Linked DNA regions of Homo sapiens: region 1 is linked to region 2. The links are chromatin loops, found by intact Hi-C in ENCODE. Cell type or tissue: B cell. All regions are shown on one strand. Each heading gives the region's core, and the rest is flanking DNA. Links, peaks and the distances in the headings are about the cores only. Region 1 overlaps SLC9A9 (solute carrier family 9 member A9). Region 2 overlaps U2SURP (U2 snRNP associated SURP domain containing).

Region 1 (2,924 bases), core at 113-2,612, 720 kb before region 2:
CAGCCTACCCTCCACCTACAGCTAAGAAAACATACCCAGTTGTAGAAATAGTCACATTTGCAATTCCTTAATGTTTAAAGCAATCACCCCCACTATATTTAAATGTGTGATGACAGCAGATCTTATGTGGTAGCCATCCTCCAACATCAGGACTTTCTTCCTTTCATACATATTAGCTAAGTATGTTTATATTTATTCTGGCCTTGTTGTCTGACTTTACATCCTTTTAAATTTTCTTTCTTCAAATATCAACTTATCCTCAATATGAGGCACTTTCTCACCTTTGTTTTCTCTGACTCCCATCTATCCTATATTCTAAATTGTAGTTTGTCTTTGTCTACAGTTCACTGTTGTCCAACAGAACTTCTATGCTATTCCAGAACTTAGCATGCATCATCTATCAGGTATCTATTGCCTCAATAATGCTTCTTGACATACTGCCACAGAACTCAGTAGCTTAAGACAATAACAGCTCAAGAGTCCGCAGGTCAGGGCTTTAGGCTTTGCTCTGCTGGGTGATTCTTCTTGTATCAGTTGGTCTCATTCATGTGCCTAATATTTGCCTGGTATGACATAAGTGACTGGGCCACATGCCTCTCATCTTCTAGCAGGTTTGCCTGGACAGATGTGTTTTCATGGTTTTGGCTGAGATGTGACAGAAACAGCAAAAATTTACAAGGCTTTTTTAGGCTTCTGCTTAAGCCAAGTCTGCTAACATCCTATTGGACAAAGCAGGCTACATGCCTGAGGCTACAGTCAGAGAGGACACTGCAAAGGTACATGGCAAAAGGATGGAAGGGTGAGGAAGTGGGGCTGTTAATGCAATCATTTCACCATATATCCTGAATAAAAACTTAATTATGAATGAAAGTAATATTGAATTTGACTGTACAGGGCCCAGGTGATTTTGAGGCATAGATTATTTTGGTCACTTATATCAACAATCACGAATTTATATTTGTCACAGAGAGCAGTCTTTAGCACCATCTGACAATTGATGCTTTCTTTTGCAATAAAGAACAACTAGTATATAAATTATGTGTTATTTAATTCAATTTAATAAACATTAATTTACCACATATAGTGAATGAATAAACAGCCTATTGAGCAGCATAAATATAACAAGAGATCCCTACTGCACTCGAAATGGTCCCCATCTTTTCTAGTAGCATATCGACAGTGTGACACTCATACGATCTGAACCCAAGAAGTTAGAAAATAGGAATCTTGGCCAGGTGCAGTGGCTCATGCCTGTAATCCTAGCACTTTGGGAGGCCAAGGCAGGAGAATCCCTTGAGCCCAGGAGTTCAAGACCAGCCTGGGCAACGTAGGGAAACCCTGTCAAGAAAGAGAGAAAGAAAGAGAGAGAGAAAGGGAGGAAGGGTGGGCCTGAGGGAGGGAGGAAAGAAAGAAAGAGAGAAAGAAAGAAAAAGAAAGAAAGAGAGAAAGAAAGAAAAAGAGGGAAAGAAAGAAAGAGAGAAAGAAAAAGAAAGAGAGAAAAAGAGGGAAAGAAAGAAAGAAAAAGAAAGAGAAAGAGAGAAAGAAAGAGAAAGAGAGAAAGAAAGAAAGGAAGGAAGGAAGGAAGGAAGGAAGGAAAGAAAGAGAAACAAAAAGGAAGGAAGGAAGAAAGAAAAATGTTTCCTGGTTTAATTGGTGATGGACTCATACACATGAAACAAAATACCAGACATGGCCAGGCCTGGTGGCTCGCACCTATAATCCCAGCATTTTGGAAGGCCACAGTGGGAGGATCTCTTGAGGCCAGGAGTTAGAAACCAGTCTGGTCTACATAGTGAGACCCGATCTTTACAAAAGATAGATAGATAAATAAATAAATAAATAAAATAGTTGGGTATGGTAGTGCATGATGTAGTCCCAGTTATTTGGAAGGCTGAATAGGAGAATCACTTGAGTTCAAAGCTACAATGAGCCATTATCACACCACTGCACTGTAGCCTGGGCAACAGAGCAAGACCCTGCCTCAAAACCAACAAACAAACCCAGACATAATGAAGAAAAGATACAAAATTCAGGGAAGGAATTCTTAGCCTTTCTAGATCACTGGGGTGGCCACATGAGGTGGTGACTGTGCATCTAATAGTTTTCCAAAAGTTACTCTGAGGGCAGCAGTTGGCACTGCTTGTGGGAATATAAGTTGAATTGCATATATTACATTCCAAGGACGGAAAGAATTAGAAGTGTTCTATCTGGAAAGTGATACGCTATCATTGAAATTTCTCCAGTCTGCTGCACAGAAATAGGGTATGTTCACCCTGAGAAGCAGATGGGTGGGGGCATGACATAGACAGCATGACTTATTATGACTCTTTGACATAACTGAGAGAGCTCACATTGTATGTTATATACCTCAACAACTTTCTCCATCAGACTCTTGATGAGAATTAACAACTAGAAGAAAAATGGCTTTTCCTGAGGTTTTTCCTTTCCCTTTCCTTACCCTGTCAGAGTGGATTTTTTAAAAAAGAAGTGAAATTCTATAATATAAGCTTGGGAAAGAGAAGAAGGAAGAACCCAGTTATCCCTGTAAACAAAATGACATGTGATGGTCTTTCATGGTTTGGAGACCTTAGTAGAGACTGACCTATTAATGGTAACCCAGGAAATATGGATTCTCCTAGTTAAAAAGAAGCAACACACACTTATCATATTAGACTCTCAATAAATGCATGTGTGTAGAAAAAAAATTATTTGTCTTATTTAATGGCCCTATCCCCAACTTTCCAGGACTAAGAGATTTTACAACAGAGTTCTCACCTTAAAGATTCCACTAGATGGAGATCCTGAGCCATATTCCATGGTTTATGACAAAAAGAAATGTGAAAAAAAAAAAAATCAAACATTTTATTTTGCTTTTTGCTTCATTTTTCTAGCTTTTTTTGAAAGACTGCAGAGTAGAATTACTT
Region 2 (2,924 bases), core at 258-2,757:
GTGTGTGTGTGTATACTATTGGCAAATAAATCTGGGCAAAACAAGATACCCATATACAAACAAACTCAGAATGTTTATATATATACAAACAAAATTCCTTACAAACAATGTTGACTGTGATAACATTACTGGCATAACCCAGAACAAACGCTGTTTTGCCTTTAATACTTGAATCTCGCAAGCCCTTCTATGTTGGTATTTGGGTACTAAGGACATTCTACGATGAGCAGAAAGATTCCTTTTAATATACATGTAGAATTATTCTTAATAATGTAAAAAGTTATAATCAAATTCTTTCCAAATAAAATTTAATTAAAGTCTTATGTAATAAGACCTTCATTGTATGAGAGAAAAATTTACACCAGGCAGATAAAAAGAAAGGCTGTCAATTCAGAATCAGAAAAGATATGGTACTGAGAAAACTCTGATACTAGCTTTTAAATTTCTCAACCAAAGGTCCTTTCTAGACATTACTAAAATATTTTACTAACTTCATCTTCAGAACCACACAAATCATTAATATCACCATACAGGTACAACTCAATACAATATTAGCTAAGGAAGAAAAAAGTCCAAACCAACAGTTTAAAAATATTCTTCTTGGAAAAAAAGTTTTACTTAATATTTCTCATTAATTTGTCATAAATTTCCTAAATACAGTTTTTAGTTAATTTTTTTAAAACACAAGAATTTCCTGTTTTATGGTACATAAAATTATACAAGTGTTTCAGATGCTTTTAGATTGAAGTGTATGTGTGTTTATGTAAACAGGGATGTTTACTGAAGAATTATTCTAGAAGACTCAATAAGGACGTGACTTTGTTAAACTGAGTCACAGTTACTATGAAACAATAATACAGCAGATATTGATTACTTAACCAATTCTAGCCTGTAAAATTTTTTCTAATTTTTTTTTGCAATTTCAAATATTCTTTGGTAAACATCCTTGTATGTTTACCAAAATGTTTGCTTTCAATCATAGATGAATACAGAACAGGTAAACAGATTAAAATGGCATAATACCAATGACATTGAATGAAAAACGTGTCACAGAATAGCATGTACAGTAATATTACATCATTTATGTCAATAGTTATGCATGTTTTTATACACACAGAAAGGGTCTAGATGGCTGAACATTAAACATTTAACCATATTACTTAAGACTTTTTAAATGAGCTCTATTCATGATTTAAAATATGTAAATATTTTAAATTGCTATTATAATTTTTTCAAGGCTTAAGCAGTTTTTCTAAACTGGTTTTGGCCTTAGCTTTTAGCCACAATTCGAGGTTCAAATCTTATCACAGCTTCTTCCTCTTCTTTTTTTAAAAAGACATGCAAATTCAAGATTCTAAATCCATACAGTATTCAATACAAATGAAACTGCTTTTTGTAACTTTTCTCCAAAACATGCTTTAAAAATCACATTTCTGCCACGAATCACAATATTGCCACAAAATATAATAATTACTAGTTACAAAATCAGCCTTAAGTAAAAAGACATTTAGGATTCAGCCACTAGAGAGTAGTAGTGAGGCATGAGAACATTTCAAGGATCACAAGCTGCACAAAAGCTTTTTTTCCTTGCTTTGTACTTTGTTATTTTTACATTATCATGATTTACCTGAAATTCCTAAGAAAAATGAAAAATCTAAAATTATACTTCTAGTGATCCAGGCTTCCATTAATGTATGCGTATTCCAACATCAATGCTAAAATGTATTCATATTCCAAACATTAACACAAATATCAGTTTTATGCCAAAAAACTAATACCTTTAGAAATAAAACTAATAGAACAATACTTTTTTCAGTTCAACGGCTTTTCTACCCTTCCTTCCCCCTAAATTAAATAATTATTTTATGAGTACGTATACTACTTTTAAAGCAGTGATTCTAAAATGGTAAGATGTTACTAATCATAGGATCACGAACATAAAAAGGGTTCAGAAAACCACTGTTTTAAAGCAAACTGAACTAAACGGTTCTCAATTTGTGTATTCCTAAACAGCCTCAGATAGGTATTTCCATTAGCAAGCCACATCTATAACATTATGTAAATATTTTGTCATCATCATTGCTGACTTGTTCTAATCACACCAACATTTCTGAAAAAACATCATTGTAGACAAGTTTTCACCATCGTATCAAACTGTGTTTCTATAGCCTGCTGATTGATCACATTTTCCCAACAATCCAAATGCCCATTTATTAAATCCACACAAATGCCCATATTGTGCTAGGACACACAGGGGTTTTCTCTTTGTTCCCACTTCCATTGGAGAATAGAAGAACGCAAAATTTTTAAAGACAGTAACCTGTGCTTTGTGTTTGTGATACCATCTCTTCCTACTCATTTAAAAAAAAAAAAAAAAAAAAATTCAACTCCCTTTGCAATGATTTTAAAAAGTGTCAAGAACTTCCTAAAAACTGCCAATACAGACTTGCAGGAGAATCTGAGAGGAGAGATTCCTACAACCACACAGTGTCAAATACAAAAACAATTTTGGGGTGATTACCAAACAGCAAAATCAAAATTATTATTTCTCTATATTTCAAAAGAAAAGATTTTTTCCTTTGTATTCATTCTTAGTTCTTCTGAAAGGTTTATATTTAAATAACACAATGGCCATAATGCAATCTTTTTCTTAGAATGTACAATCCAAAAGAAAGGAGTATAACCTTTCCTATTCACATTTTAAAAACCACTTTTTATGGAGCCCAAAACAGTATTTGATGGCAAAGGTTTGAAAAAAATGCAGTTGACCAATTAGTAACTACAAAGTGAGAATATAACCTAGCGTAAAAAACTCAAAAGCAAAATGAAACCAGATCCATCAAGACCAGAAAACAAAAGCTCTTTATTCACTGGAAAACCAATGGAGAACTAAAAATGATCCTCTCCCAAAATTTTTTAAGAGT

The links. A loop is a pair of places that touch in the nucleus more often than their neighbours do. Peaks named below come from ENCODE experiments on the same cell type or tissue, not always from the same donor. Only the 100,000 strongest peaks of a DNase experiment are listed, where the experiment ranks them.
Region 1: a loop joins it to region 2, with 2.5 times the contacts of the local background. A loop is called at or near these places in 5 of 110 quality-filtered maps.

Annotation. Positions count from the first base shown.
Region 1 is chr3:143,763,644-143,766,567 of GRCh38, reverse strand. All of the region lies in intron 4 of SLC9A9 (solute carrier family 9 member A9), which reads left to right. Among named protein-coding and RNA genes, the nearest start is that of SLC9A9, 83 kb to the left of the region's middle. In B cell, for the core only: a CTCF peak has its summit at 1,479; no DNase peak of the experiment used is centred there.
Region 2 is chr3:143,039,058-143,041,981 of GRCh38, reverse strand. All of the region lies in intron 23 of U2SURP (U2 snRNP associated SURP domain containing), which reads right to left. Among named protein-coding and RNA genes, the nearest start is that of U2SURP, 39 kb to the right of the region's middle. In B cell, for the core only: CTCF peaks have their summits at 1,301 and 1,500 (motif pointing right); no DNase peak of the experiment used is centred there.